Regions from separate parts of the Homo sapiens genome. Here region 1 is linked to region 2. Evidence: read pairs that join two places in POLR2A ChIA-PET (ENCODE). Cell type or tissue: HepG2. All regions are shown on one strand. Each heading gives the region's core, and the rest is flanking DNA. Links, peaks and the distances in the headings are about the cores only.

Region 1 (4,448 bases), core at 83-4,082, 220 kb before region 2:
GGTGGTGCGTGTCTGTAACCCCAGCTACTAGGGAGGCTGAGGCAGGAGAATCGCTTGAATCTGGGAGGTGAAGGTTGCAGTGAGCCAAGATTGCATCACTACACTCCAGCCTGGGCTACACAGCGAGACTCCGTTTCATAAAAACAAACAAACAACGACAAAAAAAAAAAGGTGTGGTGACACATGCCTCTATTCTTAGCTATTTGGGAGGCCAAGGCGGGAGGATCGCTTGAGGCCAGGAATTGGAGGCCGCAGTGAGCTATGATGGCACTGTTGCACTCCAGCCTGGATGACAGAGACCTCATCTCTCTCTCTCTCTCTCTCTCACCCACACACACACACACACACACACACACACACCCTCCACACAGTGTAATTTTATTTTACAACTTTAAGCCTTGTTTAGATGTGCTGTTGGATTATTATTTTTTTCTTTTTTTTTCTTTTTTTTTTTGAGACAGAGTCTCACTCTGTCACCCGAGCTGGAGTGCAATGGTGCAATCTCAGCTCACTGCAACCTCCCCCTCCTGGGTTCAAGCGATTCTCCTGCCTTAGCTTCCCAAGTAGCTGGGATTACAGGCATGCGCCACCACACCCAGCTAATTTTGTATTTTTTAGTAGAGACAGGGTTTCACCACCTTGGCCGGGCTGGTCTCGAACTCCTGACCTCAGGTGATCTGCCTGCCTCGGCCTCTCAAAGTGCTGGGATTACACGTGTGAGCCACCACGTCTGGATGTGCTATTGGATAATTACCTACGTTATTTAAGTGATTTAATTGGTGTTAGTGCTTAACATGAATGCACACTTGAGTAGACCTCCCAGGCTGTAGTAGATGCTATGATGGGATCAGAGTGCCTGGTACATGGACACTCATCAGAATCAGCACTTTAGAACTTGGGCTTCTGGACTGTAATCGAGTTACAAAAACAAGCCAGGGAGTTGGGATGACTTGTCCAAAGTGATGGGGAACATAACTAACTGAAAGCAGATCCAGCAGCTGAAACTACAGTTACAGCAGCTTAAAGGGGTTGGCAATGTCACCTGGTCCAATAGCTTTTGCAGCTTCAGAAAATGAGACCCAAAGGAACCCTGATTAAGGACAGACTTGGCTGGGTGTGGTGGCTCATGCCTGTAATCCCAACATGTTGGGAGGCTGAGGCAGGAGGATTGCTTGAGCCCAGGAGTTCGAGTTGAACCTGGGCAACACAGTGATGTAACTGCCCAATGGGTTCTTCTCGCCCGCTGCCTCAACTGAGCCAATTTATCAAGATGGGGGAATTGCAATAGAGAAACAGTTTAATTCACGCAGAACCAGCTGTGCAGGAGACCAGAGTTTTATTATTACTCAAATCAATCTCCCCAAGAATTCGGGGTTTGGAGTTTTTAGGGATAATTTGGTGGGTAGGGGGCCAGTGAGTGGGAGTACTGATTGGTCATGTTGGAGATGAAATCATAGGGAGTCTAAACTGTCCTCTTACGCTGAGTCGGTTCCTGGGTGGGGGCCACAAAACCAGATGAGGCAGTTTATCAATCTGGGTAGTGCCAGCTGATCAATCCATCAAGTACAGGCTCTGCAAAAATATCTCAATCTTATCTGTGATCTTAGGTTTTACAATAGTGATGTCATCCTGAGGAGCTATTTGGGGAGGTTTAGAATCTTGCAGTCTCCAGCTGCATGACTCCTAAACCATAATTTGTAAACTTGTGGCTAATTTGTTAGTCCTACAAGGCGGCCTAGTCCCCAGGCAGGAAGGGGGTTTGTTTTGGGAAAGGGCTGTTGTCGTCTTTGTTTCAACGCTAAACTATAATCTAAGCTCCTCCCAGAGTTAGTTGGGCCTACACCCAGAACAAGGACAGTTTGGAGGTTAGAAGCAAGATAGAGTCAGTTAGGTCAGATCTCTTTGACCATCATAATTTTCTTGGTTATAATTTTTGCAATGACAGTATCAGTGAGCCCCTGTCTTTACTAAAAATCAAAACAAAAAAAAATTTTTTTAAACCTGGTGTGGTGGCGCATGCCTGTAGTCCCAGCTACTGGGGAAGCTGTGGCAAGAGCTCTTGAGCTGTGTTCATGCCACTGCAGTCCAGCCTGGGCGACTGAGCAAGACCCTGTCAAAAAAAAAAAAAAAGGAAAGACCCTGTTATAGATTAGAAAGAGCACTGGACTTGGGGCCAGGATGTTTGTGTAAATGTCCCTGTGTGACCTTTAGTGAGTCACTTAGCCTTTTGTAAACCCCAGCCACAGCATGACTGCATCACTGGTTCCTTTGAACCCCCTGTGTTCCATCAGCCTGCTGGAACAGTCCACCATGCAGGGCGCTTGGTACTCTCCTCGAGCCATTGGGCCCTAGCCTAGTGCTTTCTCTTGTCTTCCTTGAGCCCCTTCCTCTCCTATCCTGACAAGGGCTGTTCCAAACTCTCATCACTCCCAAGCCTTCCACATTTCTCCTCTCCATGCCTCCCAATTTGTTCTATAAGAAACTATCGGAATTTTGCTCAGATTTTTAATCCATAGTCTACAAAGTTACCTTTTTTGGGTTTTTTGCACAAACTCTCATTTATTTGTCTTCTGTCCAACTTAGTTGCTGTGTCCCCTTGCCTAGCCCAATGGCTGGTGAGAATGAGGTTGGAGAAGAAACCAAGGTGTTGGGAGGCCACATTACACAGGCGCTAAGAGAAAAGCAGGGACTCAGCAAAGTTCTGTCCAACTCCAAAGGTCAGGCGCTCAGCTGGTACACTGTGCAGTGCTCCCTCCCAGAGGCTTTTTTTCTTTCTTTCTTTGAGACGGAGTCTTGCTCTGTCGCCTAGGCTGGAGAGCAATGGCGCGATCTCGGCTCACTGCAACCTCTGCCTCCCGGGTTCAAGCAATTATCCTGCCTCAGCCTCCCGAGTAGCTGGGATTGCAGGCGCCCGCCACCATGCCTGGCTAATTTTTTTGTATTTTTAGTAGAGATGGCGTTTCACCATGTTTGCCAGGCTAGTCTTGAACTCCTGACCTCAAGCGATCCGCCTGCCTCGGCCTCCCAAAGTGCTGGGATTACAGGCATGAGCCACTGAGCCCAGCCGAGGCTTCTTATTAAAAGCAAGAGGTGCCAGATGTGGTGGCTCACGCCTGTAATCCCAGTGCTTTGGGAGGCTGAGGCGGGTGGATCACAAGGTCAGGAGTTCAAGACCAGCCTGGTCAATATGGTGAAACCCCGTCTCCACTAAAAATTCAAAAATTTAGCCATGCATGGTGGCAGGTGCCTGTAATCCCAGCTACTTGGGAGGTTGAGGCAGAGAATTGCTTGAACCCAGAAGGTGGAGGTTGCAGTGAGCCGAGATTGGGCCACTGCACTCTGGCCTGGGTGACAGAGCGAGACTCTGTCTCAAAAAAAAGGCAAAAGGGCTGCAGGAACTGGAAGTTCTTTCTTCTGAAATACATCTCCTTCTATAATATTTTATAAAAGTCACCTCCACAGCTTAAAATCCCCCACAACAGTGGCTCTTTCTGCTATCTTTATTTTAGGAAGAAAGAAATAAATATATAGATGTTAAAAATGCTTCCTATCTCTCAGATGCTCAGAGAAGTGATTGTAAAATCATCTGATTGGCACTAAATTAAGAAAGTGTCCATGCAAACTTTGTTCTGAGTGTAATTTCCTAGGAATCCTGGCCGGGTGTGGTGGCTCATGCCTGTAATCCTAGCATCTTTGGAGGCTAATGGGGGTGGATCACCTGAGGTCAGGAGTTTGAGACCAGCGTGACCAACATGGTAAAACCCTGTCTCTACTAAAAATACAGAAATTAGCCGGGCTTGGTGGCACGTGCCTGTAATCCCAGCTACTCGGGAGGCTGAGGCAGGAGAATCGCTTGAACCTGGGAGGCGGAGGTTGCAGTGAGCCAAGATTGTGCGACTGCACTCCAGCCTGGGTGGCAGAGTGAGACTCCATCTCAAAAAAAAAAAAATTCCTAGGAATCCTATGGCCTCTTGAGAACAACATTTTAGAGACATGGATCACTGCTGTCTATAGAGGTAGCTCAATTCAATGGTATTTCAGACCTAGGTTCCAAACAGGAAACACGTCAACACACTGACCTCTCTGCTCCAGGTAACCGTTTGCTGTACTTGGAATTGCACGATTCAGAGATTTCAAAGCAGCTGGCTTTGTGATGGGTGGCAAGTGTGACGCAGGTCAGAGGTGAGAGGACAGACTTGGAATGTCTGCATGGAAAAGCAAGCATTTGCTATTTCAACAAAATTTCACAATGCACTGGTTAATGACACTAAAAGGAGAAATAATTTCACAAAATGTATCCCTGGTTCTTATACCACATGGGGCATGTTTTCACAAAGTGAGTTAATTGGAGTTGCAAGCAGATCAACAGCATAAAACATCTCTGACTCAAATATATTTATAGTTAATAAGAAAGAAAATGGGAGGCTGAGGCCAGCAGATCACCTGAG
Region 2 (7,998 bases), core at 2,461-6,460:
TGCGTTGTAATCTCTCTGAACTTTGTTTCCCTAACATAAAACAAGAGCGTTAGACCAGATGACCTTCGAAGTACCTTCCGGTTTTACCAGGCCGCCAGTCTCTGTCCACAGCCCTGGGATCAGTGGAGATGCTTTAAGACCTCTGCACAGTGGGGGTAGCAGTGGGGGGTATAGTGGTCTTTGAGGATATTCGGGCAAGAAGGAAACGATTCTGGGAAATGAACCAGCCTTATGGAAGGATCTAGGGTGTAAGCATGTAGATTAGCTATTCTCAGCAGATCTTGTGTTAAACACTTTCTAACATTGATTTACATACTGTCTATTGCTAACGTGTGTCTACTGACAACTCTTGTAAAAAAAGGGTTGGCAAAAGGTCATGTTTTCCTTCTGTTTGCAAACAAAATGGATTATTTTTAAAAGTTGTTGTTTTATTAGTAACTCTTAATGGGAACTCTGTTGAATAGATTTTCCTAGTTCAGTTTGTTTTCACTTGTGGAAGTGCAGGAAGAGCTGGTGTAAAAGAGAGGAAGGAGGAGGGAGGGAATAAAGGCCATGCCGGGAGCCTGCATAACAATCGCACACATTGAGAAAGTTCACAGAAATTAGATTAAATGCTTTGGGAAAATGTAGTTTGTCTAGCATTTTGAAAGAATTTCTAGAATTTCTGGGACAATGAGTTCATTTAATCATATGTTCCAGTTTCTGAGTGTGAAGTTCTTTTTGTTGGATTTGGTGGCTGTTGCTCACACCTTCACGCAGGGTGGTGGGCAGTTCTAGGTAGCTGGGGGTCTCTGGGGACCTTTCCGCTTTCCCTGTGAGTCCCCACAGGTTTTCCCTAGGATGATGCTCACATCTGAAATGCACGCTTCAGCTGCTATGGATTCCTGCCATAAAGAAGAACCCACTAGAATAAGAGCAAATCACATTGTGTAAATTTTTTTTTTTTAAGACGGAGTCTTGCTCTGTTGCCCAGTCTAGAGTGCAGTGGTGCGATCTCGGCTCACTGCAACCTCTGCCTCCCAGGTTCAAGTGATTCTCCTGCCTCAGTCTCCCGAGTACCTGGGACTACAGGTGCCCACCACCATGCCCAGCTAATTTTTGTATCTTTAGTAGAGATGGGGTTTCACCATATTGCCCAGGCTGGTCTCGAACTCCTGATCTTGTGATCTGCCCTCCTCAGCCTCCCAAAGTGCCAGGATTACAGGTGTGAGCCACCACGCCCGCCCACATTGTGTAAATTTATCACCTGTTAAGGCAGAAAATGAGCTTTGTAAACTAGTAAGCAGAATTATTTCTGCTCCCTCAAGGTGCACACAAGTAACCTCAGCCTTAAGTATGTTCCTTTGATTCTTCTTAACAGTGGTGAAGGCAAGGGGATAGTTTTTTCAGCCAGCAGTGGGGTTGCAGGTAGAATCACAGAGCTTTGCTTTGAACCCTAACTGGACAGATCATTTTCTGAGTCTTAATTTTTCCTTTTCCATTTCTAAAGTGAAGCCAGTAATACCTGCCTTATAGGGCTGTTGCAAGGATGGAATGAGATGTATTGACAGCAGTAAACTATAAAATACATAGTTTATATAATAAACTATGAAATAAATACAAAAATATAAAACACGGGGTATGAAGGCCATCTAAGGGTTTCATGAGCAAGGTGTATTCAGCCTTAAGTTGAGGTTTTGCATTATTTTTGGTTAAATATAAAGACCAGGGTAATCATAGAACTGCCAAGCAGAAAGAAATGTAGAATGTAGCAGTGGTGTGGAGACCCGTGGCTGACAGGTGGTGGTCTTCATATAGGCTGAGGGACAGGCTAGATGCATGTCAAGTGGCAGCTCAGGTTGGAAGACAGGAGTTGGGGATGTGAGAGTCCAGGCCAGGGTGAAGAGAAGTGGCTGGGAAGGCAGCCAGGCTCAGCTCTTAGGAGGCAGAGAGCTGCAAGCAGAGGGTGGGACCAGGTCTCTTTTTTCAACCCAGTCTTGAGGGATGGGGGCAAAGTCAACCTAGACTTGATTTAGAGCTAGTTCTGTTCACTTGATCATCTTTATTGGGCCTTCAGGCTCCTAGAAGACTACCGTGATAGACTGACTAGTGGTCTGTAAATGGTTTTTATTAAAAAAATCACATACCCTTTTTGATAAAACATGTATTTGTTTATACACTTTAAATATATTGTGTAATTATATAATACATTCACAAATAAGAATTTTAAAAGAATGAGATAAAAAATTTAAAGTAGGCCAGGCGCAGTGGCTCACGCCTGTAATCCCAGCGCTTTGTGGAGACTGAGGCAGGCAGATCACGAGGTCAGGAGTTCGAGACCAGCCTGGCCAACATGGTGAAACCCCGCCTGTACTAAAAATACAAATAATTAGCCAGGCGTGGTGACAGGTGACTGTAATCCCAGCTACTCAGGAGGCTGAGGCAGGAGAATCGCTTGAACCTGGGAGGCAGAGGTTGCAGTGAGCCAAGATCAAGCCACTGCACTCCAGCCTGGGCAACAGAGTGAGACTCTGTCTTTAAAAAAAAAAAAAAAATGAAAGTCAATGAAAGTTGTAAAGATTTCATCCTGCACTTCAGTGGCTGATGATTGCCTTAGACAGTGGGTCTGGGAGCATCCTGGGGAGGGCATGTGTCCTCAGGGGTCTCTGGGGACCAGCCTCAGCACCTCACTTCTTCCAGCCACAGAGACAGAACATCAGAACCATCCTTCATGGAGCTTCCCAACTGGCCTGTTGAGGTCCCTGCTCTGCCAACCCCTGCTGCTGCTCTGCACATGCTGGCTGTGTCCAGAGCTCGGAGGCCCCTGGCCCCAGCAATGTGTGATGCCTGCACATGTGGCTTGGCTGCAGCACCTTGAGAAGACTTAAATATTCTAGTGACATTGGCTGACCAGGGCACTGACAGCCTCACCTTAGTATTTGAATCAGTTCTGAGGCAATATCTAGTGTCAAGAGAAAAATGAACTGTTTTTCCCAAACCAGTCAATCTTTCCAGTAATTAACATATAAAAAAGCCTCATGTTAAGTGAGAGCAGTGCAGTGTGTGGTTATAAAGAAATAAGACTAATGTTTATGACATACATAGGTCTGTAAAACACAGACATATGTTATTTTATGGATGCTATTATGCCAGTAGTGATAACAGTAACATTAGCTAATAGAGATTAAGGTAAGCCTTTCCACGCATACTATCTCATTTAATCTTTGCACCAACTTTGTAAATGTAGGAAATACTAATCTGTTCAACAGATACTTGAGTGCCCCTATGGTGTTGGTGCTGTGAGGATACAGTGTACAAGAAGACAGACAAAGGTCCCTGTGCTCACTTGAGCAGCTCACAGTGTAGTGGGAAGTCAGGCATGCCCCCCCACCGCCCCAGGGATCAGACATAGTGGAATCATAAAGAGGGGTGAGTAAGTAAGGTCCCATGTTAGAGCTGCAGGATGGGATGAGGTCATCAAGAAATGCTTCTGGAGGGGCCAGTTGGGCTGAGACAGAAGCTGGGGCATGGAGGGCAGGGTGGCAGCCTTTGGAGAGAAAAGGTCCGTGTTCCTGGACAGTCTATGGGTTGTGTCATCCTATTAAGTGGCTCTTTACGTGTACTTATTTTCTCCCCAGGTAGATCAAAAGCTTCTGGAGGGCATGTTCTGTGTCTCATTCCTTCATGTCTTTCGCTACTCCTTCCACAAAATAGTTTCCAGTAAATGTTAGTTGACATGAATTGGTACTCAAATGGATGGTTAAAAGATGTGTATTGTGTAAGACACCATATCTTCCTTGTAATTTTTTTGGGGGTCAAGCAACAAACAGTTATTGAGGCTATGATATTAGAAATTAAAGACAAGCTTTAGCCCATTTGCTCTTTAAGGAACTCAGAATCTGAACATAGAACAGCCAGCAGAGCAGGTTGAACAAGCAAGTACACCATGTCGGGGTTCCCCGACTACACCATGTCGGGGTTCCCCGACTCCCCCATCTGTGGAGCTCATTGGGTCAGGCTTCCCAGGAAGCACATGCTGCACTGCTTGGGGTGGCCAGGCATGCAGATGGCAGATGGGGTGTGTGCAGAGGCTTGTGAGTGGGGCTGCAGAGAAACAAGCTAGTGGAGAGGAGATTGGCTGGCTTGTGTTTCTCTAGTGCCGTCATGTAGAAACGCTGGATTTGGGCAAGTGATTGACAGGGCATGAACCTCTGTCCTGACATCCTGCCTCTGTCCTCAGGTAATATTTGTTGAGAGTTCAAGGGCATAATATTTCAGAGCCCAGCAGTCTCACGCGGCTCTGCTGCGAAGTCCTTCTGGTGAACTGCTCTTCCATCCAGCCTCTCCTGTGGCCAGTAGGGGAGTGCAGACACAACGTCGTTAATAGCAACACATTTTTACAAAATTTACCTTTTCAAACCCCACCCCCTAGAAACCGTAGCTTCTTTAATGTCCCGCTGGCTGTGTGAAAAACAGGAATTTATGTAACAAGTCCTGCACAGCAAACCTTTTCCTGTTCGGAAAAAATTTTAATTGTTGGCAAAGTTAGGAAACAGCTCTGTTACTCAAAGAGCGACCTGAAATGTCCTCTTAGAAAAATATGTAATATGATGTTTTGATAAGTAGGAGACTGCTGTGGCTTTTTTTTTTTTAAAGTCTAAATTAGTATATGTCCCACCTGAGTTAGTGAACGCTTCTTGAATGTTTTAAAGATTTCCTTATTATGTCTCCTGCAGTCTTTTTAAAAATGACCCCCAGCTGGGCTTGCCAGTGATCTGACAGGCTTATCATGAATGTTAGAGAGCTTCACCCCCTCTCCCCAAGTCAATGCAACAACCAGGAAGCTTCTATCTGGGAAGATCTTTCTTCCCCCTTTATCATTAACTAAATGTGACAGGGACAGGAGTCAAGCTTCCTCTCCTCCAGAGATTTCATCGGAGCTTATCTGTGTGTCTATTGTGTTCAAAGAACAAAACTGTCATGATGGAATATTGTGCAAATGCCTGGACTTCCAGTGTATAGAAAATGTCAGGGTCAGACTGCAGGGCTGCATTCCAGTGCTACCCCAAGTGCGGGCCTGCTGATCTTAAGGAGGAATTAAGAACTCGGTTCGGCTGGGGTTGGTGGGTACAGCAGACAAGGCTGTGGCTCTGTGAGCATACATGTGTGTGTGTGGCGCCTTCCCATAGGAATTTGGGGATCTTAGGGGAATGCAATAGGATGGGAGGGAAATGTACTCCCTGGCCTCTTTTAGGGATTCTTGTACCTACTCTAAGCCCCTGGCCCTCCTCACAGCGTGTCTCGAGGTGAGGGTAGATCTTGGGTGTGGAGGAAGGTGGGGATTCTTGGGAACAGGAGACAGTCACTGCCATCACCACACACCTGCTCCGTTCCAGCCGGGAATCTGGGGCTCCGGTGGTGTCTTCCCCGCTCTCACACTTCACTGTATGCTCTGGCAGGAGGGCTTGTCACGTAGCTGCTGTGTTGAAATCTTTAGGCGGAATGCAGTACAGAGAGTCAGAGGGCGTTTTGAAATGTGGATTTCTCAGCCCTGACTGCTGGGCCTTACCCTGACTTTTGCATCTCCCTTTAGAAAGTGAGACCCCTCCATTTTCTCTCTTCTACCACCTTTTAATGAGAGAAGACTTCTCTCCCAGTTTGTGTTGGAGCCAGGCCTCATCCTGCTGTGCAGAGGCTCTGCTCAGGCGCAGTGGTTGGCACTCGGGCCCGGGCGTCCCATGTCAATGGCATGAGGATGTGGGCGCTGTGGCTGCACCCCTGGGTGACCACAAATCCAGCCAGAGCCTTTTTGTGGTTGAGAAGAGGGGCCGCAGAGATGCAGGGGGCATGGTCAGCTGAGCCTTGCATCCAGTTGGCAGAGGAGGCCAAGAAAGCTGGGAGACTGTGCACATTCCAGGGTCTTAGGGCACCCAGAATCCCACTCCTTGGGAGCAGACCTCTGAGGAAAGAGGCTGCTGAATGAACAAGGTGTAGTGGCTGTGTGCCCTGTACTGTGCTGGGGGCCAGAAGCTATAAGACAAGGCCCTTCCTTCTGGGGAGCTCACAGCGTTTCCCTCGTCTCCTTTTCCACGTGTCCCACGGACTCCCCTGAACACCATCTTACTCTGTGTTGTAGAGGAGGTGAATCAAACCATGGCTTTCTCATCTGCAGCCTGGCTCTGGTGTTTCTGCTGAAACTTGGAGAGACCACCTCTGGCCCCTTTCACCATATATTTGCAGTTGTGGGTTTGTATCTGTACTACTTCTAAGCTCCTATACATACCACACTGAATAGGAATAGAGAAGCAGGACTTTGGGGCGCAGGATACCACTATTCTAAGTTGGGGTCTAATATTCCCTTCATGGTGACTGCTTACATGCCAGGCACCGCTGAGCATTTTTATGTATCTCATTTAGTACATGTAACAACCCTGATAAGGCTCTGTAATTTAGCCCTGCTTTACAGGTGAGGAAACTTAAGACACATTAGGGGCTAGGCAGCTTCCCAAGGTCACCTAGGTAAGTAAGTAGCAGAGCCACCCAGGAAGTACTCAAAAGAAAGATTGTTGGTTTTTCTTCCCTAGTTGGCCTAGGGATGATAAACATGGCATGATTAGTTATGAAGCTGCGGTAGCTTGAGAGTTAGAGCTCTTTGCGTTCTCTGTCATTTCTTCCCATCCCAGGTTGTCTGTTTGGACAGTGTAGCCCCTGGCTACGTGGAGGTGTGTCATGGAGTTAGTTGGTGCATCCTGCTCATACTACTGGTCATTGGTAGAACTGGAGGGTAGGGGCACTACTTGAATTAAAAAAAAATTTCTTTTGGCAGGTCAGCTTTCTCAAATACAAAAGCAATGACTCTGTTTTCCTTACATTCACTTGTATTTGCTTAATGGGCTTTAAAGGTGTGAATGAATCCAAGTCTTATTAATTTGGGGGCCTTTAATTCTTGATCAGCTCTATATTTCTATATTCTTTTTTTTTTTTTTTTTTTGGCGACAGAGTGTTTAACTCTTGTTGCCCAGGCTGGAGTGATCTCAGCTCACCGCAGTCTCCTTCTCCTGCCTCAGCCTGCCAAGTAGCTGGGATTACTGGCGCCTGCCACCACACCCGACTAATTTTTGTATTTTTAGTAGAGATGGGGTTTCACCATGTTGGCTAGGCTGGTCTTGAACTCCTGACCTCAGGTGATCTGCCTGCCTTGGCCTCCTACAGTGCTGGGATTATAGGTGTGAACCACCATGCCTGGCCTATATTCTATATTCTATATATTCTATATTCTTTTGTCTTTTTTGTTTCTGTAAGTATGTGGGCCCAGTAATATAAAACTTCTTTATGTAAATGGCACAGGTTCAAACTGAAGAGAATTGGCAGTAGTTTTAAGGATAGTAGAATGGAAGGGGTTTTTGATAGCACTTTGATACAGAGTACTATTGTAGCTAAGCAAAATTTAAGCGGTTATTAAAACCAATTCCTTTGATTTTTCCATAAAATGTAGCTGTATAAAAGAAGGTATTTACAATACTCTTTATTAAATTTTGTCCCTTCATTAAATTAAGATATAGAATTTTTTTTTTTTTTTTTTTGAGATCGAGTCTCACTCTGTCTCCCAGGCTGGAGTGCAGTGGCACGATCTCGCCTCACTGCAAGCTCCGCCTCCCAGGTTCACGCCATTCTCCTGCCCCAGCCTCCCGAGTAGCTGGGACTACAGGTTTGCACCACCATGCCTGGCTAATTTTTTGTATTTTTAGTAGAGATGGGGTTTCACTGTGTTAGCCAGGATGCTCTTGATCTCCTGATCTCATGATCCGCTTGCCTGGGCCTCGCAAAGTGCTAGGATTACAGGCGTGAGCCACCGCACCCAGCCACAGATATTGTTTTTAAGATAAGATACTATTTATTCCTGTGCTATTTGAGATCTTTTGTAGTGGCTTCAGAGCCATTAGGACTGTTCAGATGGAAATCTGTAGCACACACTCTTAAGATTTTTTACTTGTTTTCCATGTAATACATGTAGAATAG

The links. ChIA-PET counts read pairs that join two places held together with the same protein. Peaks named below come from ENCODE experiments on the same cell type or tissue, not always from the same donor. Only the 100,000 strongest peaks of a DNase experiment are listed, where the experiment ranks them.
Region 1: POLR2A ChIA-PET joins it to region 2 with 5 read pairs; 1 of 35 experiments calls an interaction of 5 or more read pairs at or near these places.

Annotation. Positions count from the first base shown.
Region 1 is chr13:40,784,467-40,788,914 of GRCh38, reverse strand. No RefSeq gene overlaps it. Among named protein-coding and RNA genes, the nearest start is that of SLC25A15, 2.9 kb to the left of the region's middle. In HepG2, for the core only: no CTCF peak of the experiment used is centred there; DNase peaks (open chromatin) are centred at 2,214 and 2,689; H3K4me3 peaks cover 780 bases.
Region 2 is chr13:40,560,916-40,568,913 of GRCh38, reverse strand. All of the region lies in intron 1 of FOXO1 (forkhead box O1), which reads left to right. Among named protein-coding and RNA genes, the nearest start is that of LINC00598, 84 kb to the right of the region's middle. RefSeq lists enhancers at 3,861-3,950, 4,833-5,586. In HepG2, for the core only: a CTCF peak has its summit at 4,337; DNase peaks (open chromatin) are centred at 4,253, 4,913 and 5,463; H3K4me3 peaks cover 1,593 bases.